2 separate regions of the Mus musculus genome follow, and region 2 is linked to region 1. Evidence: chromatin loops called from intact Hi-C (ENCODE). Cell type or tissue: left cerebral cortex. All regions are shown on one strand. Links, peaks and the distances in the headings refer to the core of each region. The heading gives the core; the rest is flanking DNA. Region 1 overlaps Gm27008 (a long non-coding RNA gene). Region 2 overlaps Gm38712 (a long non-coding RNA gene).

Region 1 (11,027 bases), core at 1,595-9,594:
CAAACTATTCCACAAAATAAAAATAGAAAGTACTCTACACAATTTGCTCTATGAAGCCACAATTACTCTGATACCTAAACCACAGAAAGACACAACAAAGAAAGAGAACTTCAGACTGATTTCCCTTATGAATATGATGTAAAAATACACAGTAAAATTCTCGCAAGCTGAATCTTAGAACACATCAAAACGATCATCCATCATGATCAAGTAGGCTTCATTCCAGTGATGTATAGATGATTCAATATTCAGAAATCCATCAACATAATCCACTATGCAAACAAACTCAAAGACAAAAACCACATGATCATCTCATTAGATGCTGAGAAAACAATTGATAGAATCTAATACTCCATGATAAAAGTCTTGGAAAGGTCAGGAATTCAAGGCCCATACCTAAACATAATAAAAGCAATATACAGCAAACCAGTAGCCAACATCAAACTAAATGGAGAGAAACCCAGTAAAATCAGGGACTAGACAAGGCTGCCCACTCTCTCCCTACCTATTCAATATAGCACTTGAAGTCCTACTCAGAACAATTAGACAACAAAAGGAGATCAAAGGATACAAATTAGTGAGAAAGAAGTCAAAATATCACTATTTTCAGATGATAAGATAATATATTTAAGTGACCCCAAAAATTCCACCAGAGAACTCCTAAACCCGATGAACAGCTTCAGTGCAGTAGCTGGATATAAAATTAACTCAAACAAATCAGTGGCTTTTCTCTACACAAACGATAAATAGGCTGAGAAAGAAATTAGGGAAACAACACCTTTCAAAATAGTCATAAATAATATAAAATACCTTGGTGTGACTCTAAGTAAGTGAAAGATCTATATGATAAGAACTTCAAGTCTCTGAAGAAAGAAGTCAAAGAAGATCTCAGAATATGGAAAGATCTCCCATACTCATGGATTGGCAGGATTAATATAGTAAAAATGGCCATCTTGCTGAAAGCAATCTACAGATTCAATACAATCCCCATCAAAATTCCAACTCAATTCTTCACTGAGTTAGAAAGGGCAATTTGCAAATTCATCTGGAATAACAAAAAAAATCTAGGATAGCAAAAAGTATTCTCAACAATAAAAGAAACTCTGATGGAATCACAATCCCTGACCTCATGCTGTACTACAGAGAAATTGTCATAAAAACTGCATGGTACTGGTACAGCAACAGACAGATAGATTAGTGGAATAGAATTGAAGACTGAGAAATGATCCCATACACCTATGGTCATTTGACCTTTGACAAAGGAGCTAAAATGGTCCAGTGGAAAAACAACAGCATTTTCAATAAATGGTCCTGGCTCAACTGGCAATTAGCATATAGAAGAATGCGAATTGATCCATTCTTATATTTTTCTACAAAGCTCAAGTCTAAGTGGTTAAAGGAATTCCAAATAAAATCAGAGACACTGAAACTTATAGAGGAGAAAGTGGGGAAGAGCCTCAAAGATATGGGAACAGGGGAAAAATTCCTGAACAGAACACTAATGGCTTGTGCTGTAAGACCAAGAATCAACAAATGGGACCTCATAAGATTGCAAAGCTTCTGTAAAGCAAAGTATACTGCCAATAAGAGCAAAAGACAAACAACAGATTGGGAAATGATCTTTACCAATCCTACAACTGATAGAGGGCTAATATCCAATATAAGCAAAGAACTCAAGAAGTTAGACTACAGAAAACCAAATAACCCTATTTTTTAAAAAAATGGGGTACAGAACTAAATGAAGAATTTTCAACTGAGGAATACAGAATGGCTGAGAAGCACCTAAAGAAATGTTCAACATCCTTAGTCATCAGGAAAATGCAAATCAAAACAACCCTGAGATTCCACCTCACACCAGTCAGAATGGCTAAGATCAAAAACCAAGGTGACAGCAGTTGCTGGCAAGGATGTGGAGAAAGAGCAACAGTCCTCCATTGCTTATGGGATTGCAAGCTGGTACAACTACTCTGGAAGTCAGTTTGGTGGTTCCTCAGAAAATTGGACATAGTACTACCTGAGGACCTAGCCATACCAGTCCTGGGCATATACCCAGAAGATGTTCTAACATGTAATAAAAACACATGCTCCACTATGTTCATAGCAGCCTTATTCATAATATCCAGAAACTGGAAAGAATCCAGATGTCCTTCAACCGAGGAATGGATACAGAAAATATGGTGTGTTTGCACAGTAGAGTACTATTCAGCTATTAAAATTGATGAATTCATGAAATTCTCAGGCAAATGGACAGAACTAGAAAATATCATCCTGAGTCTGGTAACCCAATTGCAAACCCCCCCCCAAAAAAAAAACAAAACAAAACAAAAAACACATGTTATGTACTCACTGATAAGTGGATATTAATCCAAAAGTTTGTAATACCCAAGATACAATTCACAGACCACATGAAGCTCAAGAAGAAGGAAGACCAAAGTGTGGGTGCTTCGATCCTTCTTAAAAGGAGAACAAAATACTCACAGGAGCAAATATGGATATAAAGTGTGGAGCAGATACTGAAAGAAAAGCCATCCAGAGACTGTCCCACCTGGGGGATTCATCCCATATACTGTTACCAAACCCAGACACTATTGTGGATGCCAAGAATTGCATGCTGAAAGGAGCCTGATATGGCTGTCTCCTGAAAGTCCATATCAGGCTTGCAGACAACCATTGGACTGACCTTGGGGTCCCCAATAGAGGGGTTAGAGAAAGGACTGAAGGAGCTGAAGGGAATTGAAACCTCACAGGATGAAAAACATATCAACCAACCAGACCACCACCACCAACCCCTGCACCCCAGAACTCCCAGGGACTAAGCAATCAATAAAGGAGTACACATGGCTCTAGCTGCACACATTGTAGAGGATGCTTGGTCATATATCAATGGGAGGAGAGGTCCTTGGTCCTATGAAGGCTCGATAGATGCCCCAGTGTAGGGAAATTGAGGGAGAGGAGGTGGGAGTGTGTGGATGAACACCCTCATAGAAGCAGGGGGATGGAGAATGGGATAGAGAGTTTCTGGGGGTTGGGGGGACCCAGAAAGGGGATAACATTTGAATGTAAATAAAATATCCAATAAGAAAGAAAGAAAGAAAGAAAGAAAGAAAGAAAGAAAGAAAGAAAGAAAGAAAGAAAGAAAGAAAGAAAGAAAGAAAGAAAGAAAGAAAGGAGGAAGGAAGGAAGGAAGGAAGGAAGGAAGGAAGGAAGGAAGGAAGGAAGGAAGGAACAAAGAAATACAATAAAGATAGATATCACCTCAGAGTAAAGGGCTGGAAAAAGTTTTCCAAGCTAACGGCCCCAAGAAGCAATCTGGAATAGCCATGATAATATCTAATAAAATAGACTTTTAATCAAAAGAAACAGGGAAGGACATTTCATACTCATCAAAGGAAAAATCTACCAAGATGATATCTCAATTCTGAACACTTATGCTTCAAACACAAGGGCACCCATTTTTGTAAAAGAAACATTGCTAAAGTTTAAATCGCACATCTGTTTGGTCAGGCATGACCACAGAAGGGATGGTGTGACACAGTTCCCACCCGTGGAGTAGAGTCAACAGGGTATAAGTCTCCTCAAATGTTGGTGGTTTCTGTATCCATAAGGCTTGTTTATATAATAATGTATATATTTTACTTCATGTTCTTCCTTTGAGGAATGCTTTCCTTGCCAAGGTTATCAGGAAATGTTCTCTATGCAAAGATTAATGACCCCATAATAATCAGACACAGCACAATTCTGGGAGGCAAGAGTATGTCTAATTTTCCTCAGCAAAATGGTAATGATGTGACCTTCAGGACAGCCTTTAAGGCTGTGAAAAAACTCTGAAAACATGAGATTCAAGAATATAAACATGTTTCTCAACTATGTAAAATATAAGGATGCAATATAAATTATGAGTGGTTTCACAGACCTGAAATATAGTATTAATGAGTGAGTAAAGGAAAAGGAATAGTTAAAAAAAATACAAGGCTCATGGTTTAAGTAATAAAGTGGCACTAGGAAGTGAGGGAGTGGTGATCTCAGGGTGGGATCCCACCCAACTAAGCTAATTGTTTTTACAGAGGCAGGCAGATCTCTGAGCTCAAAGTCTGTCTGCATGCAGAGCAAGTTGAAGGAAGCTTTCATTCACCTCCTTGAAATCCAAAAGAGATCTGAATCTTGCATTGCTGGCGGTCATGTTTCATGTGAATTTTTTTCTCCTTCCATGAGAAAGGGCTGAGCCCTGTTTATAAACATTGGGTGTTTTTGCTGAGGGGCACCCCCTCTTGTTGGTCAGATGGAAGGATCCAATAACTTCTCAATGGTATTATGGCTGTCATCATTGCAGCCATCATTGCAGACATTTCTGGGGGAAACAACAGCTGCCATTGCTTTAATCCAGACAGACATGATGGTGGATATTGTCAATACAGTAATTTCTATGTCAGGCTAGGGGCTACAGGTACAGGAGGTACTAAGTCAATATCTTTATTACGCCATTTACATGTTACAACAACAAATTGACTTACTGACAGATGAGTTGGCCAATGTTAGGGAAATATCTCTATTGGTCTGCAATACCCAGTTTCACTCAATCTCCCTAACCCCTTATCAGGTACAAAACAGCAGTGAAGCTTGACAGCAGTTGGTCCAATATCTTGAAGGTACCGGGTCAGACAATTTCCTTAACTATTCTGTGCTGCTAAGGGAGAACATAGCCAACCTCAATGTGGCCAGAGTATTCCTGGATGCCAGGGTTTTAGGGAAAGCATGGGACAATAATAAAAGGCTGTTTGATCCCTCCTGGATATCCACTTATGCTATGATGGGAGGAACTGTTATACTAATAATTACTTTGCTTAAGTGTTTTGTCCAGCATATTTCCAGGCAGAGCTCCATAAATAAGGTGACCCTCCAGGTGCTGATGGCTCTTGAGAATACCAATCATGGCACCCTTAAGGAAGTGATCAAAGTCTGTGTAGCAGAGATCCATGAAACCACCATGTAGGATGTTTCTCATCACCCCTTCCAGTGACATGTCTCTGGAATGATGTCTCTTTGAGGAATGGTAGTCAATGATGGGTAAGATCCTGGAAGACAGGACAGCCTAAGACAGGCACAGTTCAGTATACTTTGAATCTTCTAAGGTGGGGTCAACAATGTTGAGGCAGTGGCATCCTGGCTCCCACTAGGCTGCCAAAATCTAAAAACAAAAGAGCAGAAATGTAGGAGGAACTGCAGGCCTCACTGACAAGATGATGACCTTTTCGGCATAAACATGGCGGCAACTTCCATGGGAAGGCCAAACTGAAGTCTGCCTGAGAGCCCAGAAATTGGTGACACAGACAATGATAGTCAATCAAAAGCTGCCACTTGGAGGAAACACTTGCTTAGGACCAATGGGATGTGGATGGAGTATATAAATGGCACTCCCCAAGAATTAATAAATGAGCTTGCTGCAGCATTCTTACCTCCTCCCAGAGTCTGAGCTGTTGATTCTATGCCACCTCATCCCCAATCCCCACCTCATCCCAAACCCCCAACTCATCCCCAACTCCCATGGGTGAGTATGGTTGGGAAGCGGGTGGTCCAGGGAGTAAAACAACAGATATTGTCTTGTCTTATATTTCTTAAGTGTAGCTATCTCATTCTATGTTTACCTACCAAGGCCCTGACTGCTATGAATAGACTTTGCATTCTAGAGTGCATATCAGACTCTCTGAGTAGAACTTCCAAAGGAGGAAAGTGAACAGTAATTTTGAATGATTTCTGTGACCCCTGTCTGGACATACACAGAAGGTCACAGAGGACAATCTAGGAGAATAGAGGGCTCCTAAATGAAGACTTCTCATGACTAGGGGCCCCTCCCTACTCACTGCAGCATCCACCCTAACCCTCTTCGAATCTGGAGGCACAACAAGTACTTTTCTTTTACTGGAGGCTATTGAGCAAACCTCGGGGAATGAAACCTGCCAGGGGCCTATGAGGCACACTTGTTTTCTCTTGCTTCAGGGACAGAGTTTAGATAGTTTGTGTCACCCTTAGAAAATCTCATGGGAATCACAGTTCTCTAATCCCAAATTTGGGAGACAGAGGCAGGAAGATTCTAAGTTTGAAACTGGCCTGGACTTTCTCAGCAAGCCCTTTCCGATAGAAAAAAAAATCTAAAGGGGTTGGGAAAAAAATGAAAAGAGGGAAAACATGTCAGTGAGGATGTGAAGAAATTGGAGCACATTTCCTCTGTTGATGGGGATTTAAAATGGTATAAATGCTATAGAAAACAGAACAGCATATCCTTAAAAAATAAAAATAGAATTACCATATGATCCATCTATTTCTGAGTGTATACCCAGAATAACCAGAATTCAGAGGCTCAAGCTGACACTTGTATTTGCATGCTCATAGCAGAATTATTTATAGTACCCAGAAGGTGGATGGAATCTACATGTCTTCATCTCAGAGTATTCAAAATTCATAAGTGTCAATAGCCAAATGGTAGAAGTGACACAGTATCCTATTGAGGCTGATTGCCCCTTTCTTTATTTCTTTTTTTTTCCCTCTGATTATTTGTTGTCAATGTGATCAATGACACTGAGTCCTTGACCAGCCAATTAGTGACCCCCAAAATCCTTCTCCTGAAGAGTGGGGAGCTGTGGCTACTCCATAGTTCTTCCTTTGATGCATATTTGAGCTGATTCAAAATGCCTTCTTCCTATGTATACATGAGGAGTATAATCACGTTCCCAAAGGAATGTTCATCTTGCCCCCAGGCTTACTGTCTAACTAATTGAAAGAATGCTTCTCACGGACAGTGTCAGCTAATCAAAATCATGAAGAAAGAGCAGAAATTTGCCAAGAAAACTGGAGCAATTCATGGAGGATGAGGAGAAGGAAGAGAAGGAGGAGAAGGAGGTGGAGAAGAATAGAAGGAGGAGGAGAAGGAGGAGGAGAAAAAGAAAAAGAGGAGTAGAAGGAGGGTAGGGGGAGAGGAGGAGGAGGAAGAGGAGGAAGAGGAGGAGGAGGATGAAGAAGAGGAGGAGGAGAAGGGGGAGGAGGAGGAGGAGGAAGAGGAGGAGGAGGAGGAGGAGGAGGAGGAGGAGGAGGAGGAGGAGGAGGAGGAGGAGGAGGAGGAGGAGGAGAAATAAAAATTTGAAAATGCCCAGAAACTCTGAAGAGAGCAAGTTTACTTTTTTTCTGTTACAAAGTCTATTTAGAGATAGCTGTCTTGGAATTCTCACTCTCTGAGTGTAGACCAGTCTGGCTTTGAACTTACAGGGATCCATGTGCCTCTGCCTCAAGTGCTGGAATTAAAGGCATGAGCCACTGTGCCTCAAATCAAGCCTGTCGAGATGTTTGCAGTACAGCATCCCTAACTGCCTCACTGGTTTCTTCCTTTGTAGTTTCCACATCCCTGCCTTGGTACCTGCATTGGAACAAAGAGGGGAAAGAGAACCAATGCCTCAATGTGGCTCTTATTGACATTAATGGATCCTGTTCATTTAGACTCTAAATAAAAGTTAGAGGCTATGATGGTCCAAAGAAGAAAAGATCATACATAGTTAGATACATGCACATATATACCTCTCTCTCTCTCTCTCTCTCTCTCTCTCTCTCTCTCTCTCTCTCTCTCTGTGTGTGTGTGTGTGTGTATGTGTGTGTGTGTGTGTGTGTGTCTGTGTGTGTGTGTCTGTGTGTGTGTGTGTGTGTGTGTGTGTGTATGTGTGTGTGTGTGTGTGTGTGTAAATGGATTTCTAAGTGAAATGTTGAGAGAAGAACAAGTATTACTGTTGACTGTTAATGCCACTCAAGAGGCAGGGAAGGATTTCCCTCTGTGAGCTCCCTTTGTAAACATTGTAAAATCTCAAAGCAAGAAAGTTTCCAGGCCTCTACCTGAAGAACTCCAGCAGCCAGTCTCCTCCCATGACATCCTTAACTGTCATAAAGACTTTTCCAGTCTTTATAACTGTCACAATGATCATTTCCAGACATTCAGAAAAGTCCAAGCAGAAGCTACCAATCCCTGAGCTTCTCCAAGCTCAGGACTTAAAATTCTACTAATTCTCACCCTGGAAATCTCCACCCTAGAAAGCTCCATCCCCAAGATCCTCTATATAAGCACTGCCCTTTGTGCAGTTCCCTGAAGCTGCCTGCTCCCTCCCAGGAGCCACTCCTGGATTTGTCCCTCCAGACCCTGGACCCTACAATAAATCTCTTTTATGAGATGTGCTGCCTGGTATGACTCTCTCATCAGAAGAAGACAGAAAGCAATGAAGATAAAAAGGGAAGAATGGGAAAGGCAGAGCAAGGCTGAGACCCCTGAGCTCCTCAGCTCAGCTGGGGATACTGTCCCCTGGGAGCTACAACACCTCTGCTGAGGAGGCTTCCTCAGAGCTATATGGTTCTTGGGCTCCTGTGTCTCAGGATGCCCTTCCACTTGGATACCTACCCATCTCTGAGCTGTGTGATTCCTAGACTTCCAAGTCCTAGGACACCTTCCCATCTCAGCAGGAAAGTCAACAAATACAAAACAATCATATATCACATTACAACATTTAAATCAATGATAGGTCACATGTCAGTGCCCATATTATACTTAAACTAAAATATGCCTCTAGTGATGACATAATCATAGTGACATCACACTGTAATGTGATGCATTAGTCACCTGTTTATTTAAGGTGTTGCTGGATGTGTAATTTGTGTTACTGTGCCACCAGCCTCATATAATTATATAGTGTATACAATCCTTAACAATTATAATAAGTGACTGCTACTGAGTTGTATTTCTTCTACTGTATTTTTTTAGTCTTAGAGTATACTCCTATTAATAGAAAGAAAAGTGCTCATTCTTCACAGCTTCAGCATCTCTTTCTTGTATGTTTGACATAATCATGTGCTTGGTTCACTCTGGCCTCTAATTGAACAGGATCTACTGTTAATTTTGTCAGTAATGGTGAGTGATTGGCCTAGAAACAGAATTAGAAATGACTAGGGACCACAAAGCACAAAAATCAATGATGGTTATTTCTCTCTCATCAGGCATGTCCCACTTACCTGTGATCTTGAAGAATAATTGCTAGATGTCAGAAGCTGTGAAGTCACTGAAGGCAAGGAAACAAAAACAGTTTCAAGAAGAGCCCATATTGTATGTGGAATAACTTCTGGTGACCTGAGTTGAAGATCAGGCACTGAGCTACATCAGCACTGAGACCATCAATGACAATGGCAGAGTTTGCTTTCAATGTTGAGAGAAAGGGTGGGCCTGACGTCTGCAATCTGGAGGTTTAAGTAATTCTGGACTCATTATTTATTCTGTGAGTTGATGTGAAAACAGCTAAGAATTCTGGGACACTCTAGATAAGTTGCTTGTGAGAGTAGATTGCTTTCCCGAAGAAATCTGTAGCATGCATGAGACTTCTCAATTAAGGAGCAGATGCCTGAAGGGCTAGGTATGCAATGGGCTAACTGTCTAGGTATCTGTGATAGTCACTTACTTACAAAATTATGTAAGGGTATGCTTCTCAGAACCCCACTCCTGTCGCACAACAACTGACTATTGTCTATTGATCTGCTGTCTGACTTGTCATTATTAGTAAATTCCATGAAACCAAATGGTAGTAAAGGTTGAGGCATTCCTTTGGGACTGAAGATACCAGGCAGGAGTCACTAGGGGGTTCCTCCACAGGTCCATGATCTATCAGAGATAGATTTCTGTGGGAGGCTTCCTTCATTGAACTAGAGTAAAAGACAGTCAGACAGTAATAAAATTGGACCACATTCCATCCAGACTGTTTCTCCTTCCTGTCATCTCTGTCTCTTCTTGGGTTGAGACTCAGGATGTGGTTTGTGGTTTCTGGGAAGTCCTCCTGGACTAGGTGAGGAACATCACTTTCAGGCCTCCACTGTCTATCTACTCCAGGGGAAGAGCCTTCTTGTGCAGCTTGAGTCTGGCAGCTGGAAGAAGGCTGATCTGTCTATTGTAGTCTCATGTGGCTACCCTTCTGGGCTAGAGAATTTGCCTGGGATTCTCCAAAAACAGATCCTAAAATCCAAGATCCATCTCTCTGTCAAGAAAGTGTCACCTGACCTTCTTCAAATTTAAAAGAAAAGCTATCTTTCCCAGGACCATGGAAATAACTTATAATTTTGAAAACAAAAGTTATTTTCAATAGCATAACCTTTTCTTTGGACAATACTCATTAATTTCATGAGAATATTTCTAATATATAATATTGAAAATGGCATCTTACTCCATCAAGGATGTCACTGTATTTTATAAAAACAGCAGCAAAAGCGATTCTCATCCTTTTGGTGAGAAAGCAGCCATTAGGAACTGTGGCTCTGAAACCCAAGGCTTGTATAATTCCCCACTTACCAGCAAGTGGCACTATTGTCCACCATGTGCTCTGGAAATTGTGTCATGTATTTTTTTTACTTCTATGGCACTAATTTCTTCTGTTTACGGGATTTGTCATTGTCTTAGTAGTGGTTTGGTTTGGTTTCGTTTCTTCTTTACTTAGCAGAATATTCTCTGCTTTCTCCTTTTTATCTGTCTCTCATAGGTTGCCAAATCTTAATGAGTCTATCTCAAATGTGCATCTCAAATCCTCTCCCCTTTTAATTTTAGATCTCTAATGCATATTAAACACATATGTGTAAGAGACAAACAATGAAAGCATGTTTTGAAAAGTCTATAGAATAAACTCCATTCACAGTAATCTGCCCCACCCCTGGTCTTGTCCCTAAGAGGCAAAGATACTCCATAAGCCTGGAAATTAATAGAAACCTCAATTTGAAGAAGCATGAAGCACAGTTGCTCAGTGACTTACACGAAGGTTGAATCCAAGTTAATCCATCGAAGCTTGAAAACATCTTCAGCCAGAGTACCTTTAAGGCACTTAGGAAGATGAACTTCAGAATATCTGAATTAGCCTGTAGTTGGATGAAATCATCTAACACAGAGTCAGTCACTTTCACAACAAAGTGGTGAATATCTCATGTATATGCACAGGTGAATAATTTTTAGACATGGTGGTATGTTAAAA
Region 2 (11,027 bases), core at 1,596-9,595, 150 kb after region 1:
TAGTGTTCAAGGTGGGAGGGCCCATTATGGGTGATGCCATCCCTGGGCTAGTACTCCTGGCTTCTATAAGAAAGCAAGCTGAGCAAGCTAGGTGAAGCAAGCCAGTAAGCAACATCCCTCCATGGCCTCTGCATCAGCTCCTGCTTCCTGACCTGCTTGAGTTCCAATCCTGTCTTCCTTTGGTGATCAACAGCAATGTGGAAAGTGTAAGCTGAATAAACCCTTTCCTCCCCAACTTGCTTCTTGGTCATGATGTTTGTGTGGGAATAGAAACCCTGACTAAGACACTGATGAATCACAATTTTTCCCTCTGAGATTTCCATCTACTGGTTTCAGTTCTACCACTTACGGCTACAAGGATCACACAACACCATCTTCCTGTTCTTATCCTGTAGACTTTGCTACTCTGGCCCCTTTATTGCATGCATGCATGCTCCAACACATTCCAGCCTGATCACAGGATTACCAAGGTCCACTGCTTGGGCCTTACCTTTCACACTTGGTCTGTGCAGATTAAGAGGGACTCCCAGGCTATGAGGACTCATCCAACAGCAGAACCAATGTCACTGAGCTTCCTTAGCAGCAAGGATTTACCTCAGTTTAGGTGAAGGCATTTAGAGTCCCCTAGCCCACCCAGACAGAGGTGTCTCACTCTCATCAGTGTCACTTAATGAGGAATAATATGGCAGCTACCATACCTTCCCACCATGGTCTTGAAAAGCTTTCCTATTCACTAGAATCCCTGCAGGGACTGCCCCGAGGTCATTCTTTAACATCTGTGACTTGCAGACCTCACCTGGCTAAATACTGCCTCAGAGAAGATAACCCGTGGTCAAAGAATCCAAAGTTCTGAGTTATGAAGCAAGTTCCATTCTCTTTCTGGTGCCTCTTTTCTAATATTTAGAGGATATCTTCCATGGGTCCAGTGTAAAGATCCATTTCCTGAGTGTAAAATTTTCAGTGTTCACAAAATAGTATGTGCAGACAATAAACGTGGCTGTAGCTGCCTGTGAGGACCAAAAACAAAGTGAAAACACCATGTGAGGACCATGAGTGTGGTGATAGTCACCAATGGGCCAGCTCCAGAGGGTCTGAGGAGTAACTCTGAGGACTCAGCCCAAAAGCTTTACCCTCCACAGTTATGAGCTCTACTCTTTGCTGAAAGGTTCTAGCTCTTTCTTTCAGCTTCCTTTGTGAAATGGGGAAACTGAAAATATGCCATGCATCTATAGAAACTGAGAAAGCCTAAGTGGCCTATCTTCTCTTTGCAGTTACTTCTGGGCCCTTCTCCGTAGCTACTGCGGCTGAGGCTGCACCCAGTAGCTGGGTTTTCCCCCTGAGTGGTGAATCACAGATGTAGTTTCTCTAGCACAGGTTCTCAGAACGGTCCCAGCTGGGAGGCCTGCTGGTGGCCAAGTGATCCATCCCAGCTGCCATGCCTGAGACAGGGCTCCCAGATGGTGCTAGGTGACAAAAAACAGGTCCTGGCCTGGCTACAGGACTTGCCTGTCCACTCAAACTCAGGATGTGATTCATCACCAAAGGTCCTGGGAAAAGCTGAGCCCATCAAAACCATTTTAGTCCAGCCAAATTTGGTAGAGAGCATTGCCACTACCACCAAAGAACACCCACCAATCACGGCATACAGTACAGAGGTATCCAGAGATGCTGTGTACCCACCAAGTATTTAGGCATCAAAACTGACAGAGCAATTCAGAAGATAAGCTACCCACTAGAGACACCCTACATTCAACATACAAAGATAAGTAAAACCTGATAGACAAGCCAAACTTGCAGGGTCAGGGTAGGCCAGAACACAGACACAAACACTGTGCTAGAAAGCATATTCCTCATCTCATACAAAAGCATAACATCTGTGCACACCCAAGGATAGAGCCTCATATCAGCACCATAGCAGATTCAGGCAACATCTGCAATGTTCCCCTTAACTCCGCACATAGCACTCTTCTAGCAAATTATGGAGGCATAATTTGCAATGGTTAAAATCCAACACTCTGCTTCGACCCCAGTGGAAGATGAGGCTCGTAGAACATGGTAGGGATTCCCCAAGAGCATATGGTGAACATGTTGGGGTTTTTAAAATCAACATAATAAAAAAATAATTTTATAAAGTGCAGTGGTTTGAATATGCTTGACCCATAGGAAGTGGCACTATTAGGAGGTGTGGCTTGTTGGAATAGGTGTGGCCTTGTTTGGGGAAGTGTGTCACTGTGTATGCTGGCTTTGATGGCTCCTAGTGTTCAAGCTCTGCCCAGTGCAGAAGAGAGTCTCCTCCTGGCTGTCATTGGATCAAGATGTAGAACTCCTGACTCTTCCAGTATCATGTCTGTCTGCACACTGTCATGCTACCCACTATGGTCATTATGGGCTAAACCTCTCTGAAATTTTAAGCCAGTCACAATTAAGTTTGCCTTTATATGAGTTTCCTTTATAGCAATGAAACCGTAACTAAAAGAAAAGTTAGCTTTTATGAGCTATAACATCTATGCATGTTATATTGGGCTGTTGTTAAGAGTTGGAAGAGAAAGACTGCGCATATTAGATTCATTCCATTTTGGCACAGTCACTTCCTTAGTCAAACCACTCTAACTCAGTTGGCCAAAGGCCGACCTAGATCAAGCAGCTTCCCAAATCATCTCCTGCTCAATCTTTAGCATCCAGAATATAGCAAAGCCTCCTCTCAGAGCTGCTCACTCATTCCTCAATCTCAGCATAGCAAAACATCAGGGTGGTTAGAGAATGGAAACTCCAGGCTGGAAAGCCTTCTATGATCCACAGTTCTGTCAGGCTGAGTCTAAGCCACTTGACACGTGGGGCTCAGCATTTCCTCTGCAGCTCTGACAACTGTGCTCATCAGCAGGAAGGGCTGGAATGCCATCAGAAGGGACTTTGGGTGGTTGACACTGAGACACAGAAAAGGAGGATGGACTGGAGTAGGAGGGCAGAGGCCTTTAGGAACACTCCAGGGCCTCATGCCTGCAATTAACCAAGTCAAGATGAGGACGTGTTACTCCCTGACAATTATACAACCAGTAACCCACCTTCACCCCTGCCTGTAAGCTTTCCTGCTTCTCATGCCCCACATACTTGATAGCTGGTACCTTGCTGATGCCCTCCCCACATAGAACACTCTCAGTTCCCAGACTACCAGCCTCTGCCTGTTTCCGTTCCTGTAAATAGATAGTTTAGAGCCTTTGGCCATTGCTTGAGATGTTTTCTTGCTAAATGTCTAACTCATATAACCCTTTACTACGGTTACTCCAGCCAAGCACCACCTGAAGGACCACATCTCTCCTTCTGAGGTTTATCCTCTTGCCCATCCTTTCTTTGCCTTTGACATCTTGTTCTCTTCCTGGCCCTGATATGTTCTCATGTCTTTCTCTTCCCTTTTATTAGCTCCTAGGCCTCAATTAATTTCCTGCCACAGAGGCATTGTCTGCACTGACCTCCAGATCTCCTTGCAGATCCAGCCTAGGCCTGTCCTGAGCTGTAGACAGGAATATCAGAATCCCTCTGAATTTTCCAATCATCTAGCCCACCAACTCCTAGGCTCCATCAGTCTGCTTGGATTATAGAGCCTATAGACTGTATAGCTAATACCCTGGTCTCTGCCTGGACCACTGCAATAAGTTCCCCACCTCTGGTGTTAACCTTTTGCCCATCCAAATGTTACAATCTAGGAGTGTTAATCAGGTTTATTTTCTCTGCCAGTTAAAGAATTAAAGTGCATGGAAAAATCTTGAGTGCAACAACTAGCAGCAGGAAAAATCTCAAACACAGCAGATATTATTAACCAGGAAGAAAGACTTCCTAGGGATGGGGAAACACACTCAGCAAGGCACAGAGAGGAAACCCCTTTGCAAAGCAGAAAGGGAGCTCTGGAGCCTGAAATCTGACCCCTCATAGTGACCTGGGGGGTTCAGGATCTTTGAAGAGTCTTCCCCTAATCTATGATTGGTCAGTTTGAACGAAGAGAAGCTGATGAGTGAGCCAACAACTTCAGGTGAATGTTTCCTGGACCCAGTCTTGAAGTTGTCAGACTAGTAAGCCTTCAGGCGTGCCTTTCTGTCAGGAGGATAAGGAGAATAGCAGGCCTCTGTCCCATGCCCAACGAGTAAGGAAGAAGCCAGAAGTTTCCTATCTTTGTTATCTATCTTTGGTCTGCTCTCCCTGTCTGTCTGCCTATCAGGAAATTGTATAACTCCTAGTCCCTAACAACCATAGTCACATGCCCCCAACTGCTGAGGTATCTTTCTTAAGAAAAATCAATCATGATTCTCACCCGTTTAAACTCTTTAAAATGTCCCTACCACCAAAGGAAAGTCCAAACAACCTTAGGAAAACCTTCCTTGCTGATCCGGAAGAGCTAGCTCCCCATACTCTCTCTTCATCCTTCCTCAATTTTTCTCCAACTGTAATAAATTCCCTCACTGATGTCCCTCCATGTTTTCATAGTGATGGTTTTTCTTCCCAACTGTGCATGGCTCACTATCTCCTCCTAGTCCTTCAGTACTCCTAGGCCCACTGCAAAAACCTGTGGACACAGTCCCTCTTCTGCATGTCTTTACTACAGTCTACACTTCTGAGCCATATTGACTATATACTGGCCTGTCTCATCCATTAAGTCCTGAAGACTGGCACTTGGTCTTATCTGTGTTTGAGACTCAGTATCCACAGGCCAGTAGTGCTCAATACACATGTGAATAAATGGAGGAAGGAAGAAAGGAAGGAAGGAAGGAAGGAAGGAAGGAAGGAAGGAAGGAAGGAAGGAAGGAGAGGGGAGGAGAGGAAGGAGAGGGGAGGAGAGGGGAGGAGAGGGGAGGAGAGGGGAGGAGAGGGGAGGAGAGGGGAGGAGAGGGGAGGAGAGGGGAGGAGAGGGGAGGAGAGGGGAGGAGAGGGGAGGAGAGGGGAGGAGAGGAGAGGAGAGGAGAGGAGAGGAGAGGAGAGGAGAGGAGAGGAGAGGAGAGGAGAGGAGAGGAGAGGAGAGGAGAGGAGAGGAGAGGAGAGGAGGTAAAGAGGGAGGAAGAAGAGGAGGGAGGAAGAAGAGGAGGGAGGGTGGGAGGGAGGGAGGGAGGGAGGGAGGGAGGGAGGGAGGGAGGGAGGGAGGGAGGAACTGTGTTTTCCCAGTAAGTCTCAAAAGTTGCTGCATTCCCAAAAAATAAAAAAATAAAGAATTCTCTTGGGTGTTTGGCTTTGTTGGTGCCCTTCTTCATTTCCTGTTCCCCAGGGAGCCTCAGAGGCAGGGAATGTCACATTGTCCCCATTTACACACTTGCTTCTTTCTCCCTTAAGCCCATCAGTAAGAATATAATAAGTGTAGGGTACAGCCATGGAGTTAAAAAGGACAAAAAAATACATATTCTATTTCTCCCCTCCCATGCTTGTGTGACTGGAAACCCCTGAAGATAAAGTATTATGCAGATGCCCTGAACTGAAACTTAGCTGTAAGCACTTATCAAGAAATCTAGCTTTGGGGGCGGAGGGGGAGTTAGACCTCATCCGGAGTCAAACTGTAAACCTTTCTGCTAGGGTTTTTCTTTGTGGTGGTGAGGAAAAGGGGAGAGTGAGTGTGAGCATGGATGTGTATGTGTAAACTTGACATGAGCCAAGTCAGGAGCGAAAGCAAATCCCTCCATTGTTGAGATGAATAAGAATAAGGAAGGATTCAAGTTTAGGTAGGGAGGGCAGCTTCAAGGTTAGACAAGGAATTCTGAGCTGCCACCAAAGCAATGTGGGGCGTCTTTTAAGTGAATAGTCGAGTAAGGAAGAGTAAGGAAGAGCACCCCAGATGCTCTGACAAAGATGCTGAATGAGGGCCCTTTAGTGCTGGAGTGACCCCAGGGTAGGGGTTAACTAGTGGTTGGAAATAGAAATGAAGGTGCCTATCTCAAAGCATTATGTTATCTTCAAACAGAAAAACAAGGCTTGAGTCCATGTGCTAAGAGCCTTTCTTCCCCTTTTGTTTTTTTTTCAGAAACCCTGAAAAAAAAAACCTTGGCTGGTTTTTTGGCCAGTCGGTCAGTGGTGTTTTTGTTGCCATCTGGTGGTTGATTGGAATATGAGCCTTAATGGTTCAGTCTGGCTACCTGGTGCGTGGTCAGATAGTGGTGTGAGTGGATGTTGGAGCTCCTATGATTTGGGAGAAGGGTTTCAAGGAAGTTGATGGCATCTCCAACCCTACTCTTTTCTAAAAGTTACAACATATTGCACATTCGTCTGCCCTCTTTCCCCCCAGCACATAGCAGAAAAATAGAGCAGAACAGATATTTGTGTGTGTTGTTTTCCTCCATCATAGCGCTGGGTTTTACCGTGTTACCTGTCTGTCATGCGCTAGATGCTTACATGTTTCACTGAGTCTTGTCCTCATTGCGATCTTGAAATAAAGATGATGTTTTTAACAGAAGAAACTAAGAACCATTAGAAATCATCAAGTCACTTTTTAAATATTTATCAACTATCTATAATATGTTGGGCTGCATTCCCAAGGAGAGTTTGCTCTACCAGAAACAAAACTTGGATGAAGAAAGAGAGATTCAGGTGATAGTGTGAAAATTGGTCTTATTGTAATAAGTGTCTTAGCAGGAAAAAGTGAAGTATACAGTACTTAAAGAAGTTAACTAACTGTCCCATCTGTAGGAGTATAAAAGCAACATGACTCATTGACCCCTAAACTATGTGAATAGAAATATATACTACTTTTTTTCCTTCAACTTTGACTTTTTCTACTTTTAATCCTATTTTTGTGGTATCTGGTTTTTTTCTTTCTTCCTAAGTCCTTTATGATTATTGTATCTTTCTGTGATTATCATCATCCACTGAGCTAATGCATGAACTAATGAGTGACCTCATGGTATATATAGTAGTTTCCTCTTGGCAGGATCTATAGACATTAAAGGGAAAGTTGTAAGACTTTGGATGTAAAGGAAAAGTAAAACAACAGGATATTTTTGGTACTGGATGTTTTACAAGGAGATGAAATAATGGAATGTTCTGAGGTTGGGGGGGGGCGGCACATTCCATCCTACAGAGAAGCCTGTTAAAACAGGAAGTAAATAGCTCAAAATAGCTTTAGGAAGTCCCTGAAACTGAGCAGATTCACTAGACTCTTCTCTCCCCAAGAGTGTAAAAGCAGTAAAGACCACTGTGAGCTATTCTGAAACAAGCCTGGAAAAAGTAAGGGCCAACCAAGCTGCTTGAAAGATTCAGAGACCAGCTAACCTGCCTAGAAGAAACAAAAGACCAGCTGCCTGGAAGTGTCACCTGGAAAGGACACTCTCCAAGCTCGTACACTGTCTGCAGGCTGTATAGTGTGCTCTAGATTCCCAGCTTTTGTGAGCTGTCTCCTATGCTGGGGTGGGCTTTGATGATGCAACTGTCTTTGCATTATTTCTGCACAGGAAGGTAACCCTACACTCCCGTAACTGACCCTGATAAAACGTATTGGCCCAGCAAGTTAGACTTTGGTGGTATCTATACTTTGGTCTGTCATGGGCTCCCTATCTGGGGTGAATAGATTGTGTGTGTTGCTTCTCCCAGGAAAATCTGTCACACAAATGCATAGACATTTAAATCACAATCATGTCATTCATCTACTGTGGATCAGACATTCACTGTCCTTGTGGTCCAAACCTTTGTGGTGGCAACAAATAACTGCAATACTAATTAAACCCACAGAAGAGAGAGAAAGGTGTTATGCTGAAGAACAGATGCTCAGGAGCATCAACAGACACTGAAGCACCTGAACACATCCCAGCCCTCACACCAGATGCTTCATTTTTACAGATACTTCATAGTTAAATCTCCACTTGCATCATGGTGGAGGCTTAGGTGTCTCTGATAATCTTTTGATTTAAGGAGCCTTATGCTACTTCAATAATAAAAATGTATTTCCCAAAACAATAGTTTCCAAAATTGAGTGTTCGTTGGGGAATCTTGTGTCCAGAAGACCTTGAGACCATTAGAAGCCTCTAGAAATCTCTGGTTGAGGATCACTTATGATCTTGAGGTCACCAGGGATTGCTTGGGATTATGGGGAACTTTGAAACATCACCAATGTCAGGCTCTCCCGCCTAGCTATTTTGGCTTAATTGATATAAAAGTTGTCCTGGGCACCAAGAATTTTTAAATTCCCTTAAGAAAATAAATTGCAGACATATCTGGAAGCTATCTTTGAAGGTCCTCACAGGCATACAGGGAGATGGACCAACTCTAATTCAAGTTTTAAAAGCATACATCAAGTCCTATTGTAAAGGGCTCTCTCTGACTTCAAAGGGGTCCCTCGTGTCCCCCAGGAAAATCAACTCTGTTGAGGTTTGAAGCAGTCCATGGCATGATGGACTTTTATGTCAGATTGTTCAGTAAACAACCACTTAGCACTGACTTTGCTCCTACTTTAAACACCTCTTGAGGGTGTGCCTGGAAGGAAGAGATCTACCATATGCAGGTGAATCCTTGTGGCTAGGATGTAGAATGAAGCATCCTCATGGATAGAATGGAGAAGACCGGGGCATGGTGAAAATTCCACAACAGGACATCCAATAAAACCTCTTCTAAGTCATTGCCTTTTGTCCAGTTCTCTACAGAAAGAGCTTGGCCAACAAATGTTTAAGGACCATATGTTCTGTCAGGCTCCCATCAAGCAGCAGTGAGATGAAGAATTTGGGTTTCTGCTCTCACAAAGTTCATAGTCTGGGGAAAGAAGAGGCAGCCTCTCTCATTTCTCCCATAGAAAACATGTCCTGAATAGAAACTAGTGAACATGAATGTGGAGTAGAAACTTCAAAAGTGTGTGGAATCTCTGAGGTGAACATAGAAGAGGATGGAGAACATTTCCTTCTCCACCCTCTTGACTGTAGACTCCTTCCTGTTGGTCCTTCTTTTTTAAAAGTTCAAATTGGAAGTTAACCCCAAATCCAAAGACGGCCAAAGTAGATCAGCATGGAGGACCGGCTTATGGCTCTTTCATGACTCATGAATAGTACCTTGTTCCTACCAAACTGCCTAAGATACTTGGGAACTATCGGGGTCTTTTAACCTTGTCTCAATCATCTATTCCATAGATGGGTGGATAGGTAGATAGATAGATAGATAGATAGATAGATAGATAGATAGATAGATAGATAGATAGATAGATAGATAGATAGAGATAGACTCAGTATTGCCTCCGAGTGTTTCCTCTAAATATGAATGTTTTCCTAATCACATTACATGACTTTCAATACTCTTTGCCCACATCTCCCTCTTGTCATTTCACTTCCTGTCCACGTCATATGAGCTTCTGCCCCTCTCACTTCCTCAATACAAGCCTGTCATGCTTGGGTTTTATAACTAAATTGGCCTTCAGACATCTCTTGTTTTATTTTAGATTTCTTCTCTGGGTGGATTTTGTTGTTGTTGGTTTGGTTTGGTTGGTTGGATTTTGTTGTCATTTTGTTTGTTTGCTTTTATGTTCCTTTCATACCCGTTTGCTCCAGGACTTAGTTAAACAACATATATTTGTTGAGCATATTGAGAACCAAATTCAATAAAGGGTAAAGAGAGCCCCAGGAGCTGCTCCTTTCTCAGGAAAACTTGTGATCTAGTTGTGAAAATAAAGACAATTGAGATAGATGAGGATGATAAGACCTCATTTGACATGGTGTTAGTGACCCAAGAGCCTTAGGTAGTTGGGCCTTTGCATTTCAAAGGAGGAATGCTTCAGTACAGGCAGTAGGTAGGATTGAGAGACACCAGAACTTTCTGCCCAGATAATCATTGAGCACTTTTCACTTCCTGTGCCTCCTAGATTATGAGCAGCCTTATGTGGGAGGCATTTTTATTGTTACCACACTATTGATGATTAGGTTAAGGGTTCTTAGATGATGAGACTCCTCAGGGCCACAGAGCCAGGAAGGAGCTGAGGTGAAATTCTAGGTCATACATCTGTGACTCTAAATATCAAGATCCCATGCTGCACCATCGGAGTCACCTCTTCTAGCCTCAGCTCCTTGTGTGTGTGACTTTTCTTTCATATAGTGGGTGGGACCATTAGATTCAATGCAAGATGCATTTTATGAAGTAGTAGCACACAGGTAGACTGTAATATTACTATCATCATTATCACCACACTCCTTACTATAAACCTCACAAGAGAAGCAGAAAGAGGGTCTTGAAATTATTGAGTAAGTAGCAAAAAGTGAATGTTCCACTCAGAGAGATAGAAAGGTCAAAGACCAGCATGGTCTTTGGTCGTCAGAAAAGGCCTGGCCCATGTGATGCCTAAACTCCCAACTAACTACCTTTGGGAGTTTGTACTTGATCCCATAAACAATGGGAAGGACATTTCTCTGGGTGGGAGCAGGCATGCACATGCATGTGTATGCATATGTGCTTCTGAACAGATGTTTATGATGGACTGTTTAATTTTGTTTTGAATAGTAATATTTTACACAGATTAAAATAAAAATAACAGTCTTAGAATGTGTTGAGATTTTTCATCACATCCTGCTCTCTCAACTCCAACTCCATAGTCCCTGTAGGAAACCACTGAGATTTAGTCTTATGTATTATTCTAGTATATTTCTTTATGCAGATATAATCAAATATATTTTTTCATTCTTCTGATTTTTATGCCACAAAAGTAACATACTAAATATATTGTCTTTGTGTTCCTTTTATTTGCTTTATCATATATCTAGAACACTTTCCTATATAAAACAGAAATACTCTTAATTTTTAAATATTATTTTTATATTATTATGTGCCTCTTTATTATACATGTGTGCACATGTCGTGGCACAGACATGGAGGTCAGAGGACAACTTTTTGAGAGTTGGTTTTTGTTAACCACCTGATTGAGGCAAGAGACTCTTCTTGTTGAGGCTGCTGTGCTGAATAGCTGAGGCTGGTTGACCTTTGAGCATCCAGACCAGAGCATCTTTGAGTCTCCTGCCACTGCCTTCTATCTTGTCGGAGGGAAGGCTGAGATTACAGAGGCCCAGCACTATACCTGGCTCCTTTATGCCGGG

The links. A loop is a pair of places that touch in the nucleus more often than their neighbours do. Peaks named below come from ENCODE experiments on the same cell type or tissue, not always from the same donor. Only the 100,000 strongest peaks of a DNase experiment are listed, where the experiment ranks them.
Region 2: a loop joins it to region 1, with 9 times the contacts of the local background. A loop is called at or near these places in 20 of 42 quality-filtered maps.

The regions. Positions count from the first base shown.
Region 1 is chr3:106,929,926-106,940,952 of GRCm38, forward strand. It overlaps Gm27008 (a long non-coding RNA gene), which reads right to left. Exons shown (of 6, transcript XR_867553.3): 3 at 10,812-11,027; 4 at 9,037-9,083. Among named protein-coding and RNA genes, the nearest start is that of Gm27008, 46 kb to the right of the region's middle. In left cerebral cortex, for the core only: no CTCF peak of the experiment used is centred there; a DNase peak (open chromatin) is centred at 6,299; H3K27ac peaks cover 569 bases.
Region 2 is chr3:107,075,459-107,086,485 of GRCm38, forward strand. All of the region lies in intron 2 of Gm38712 (a long non-coding RNA gene), which reads right to left. Among named protein-coding and RNA genes, the nearest start is that of Gm38712, 12 kb to the right of the region's middle. In left cerebral cortex, for the core only: a CTCF peak has its summit at 6,060 (motif pointing left); a DNase peak (open chromatin) is centred at 6,060.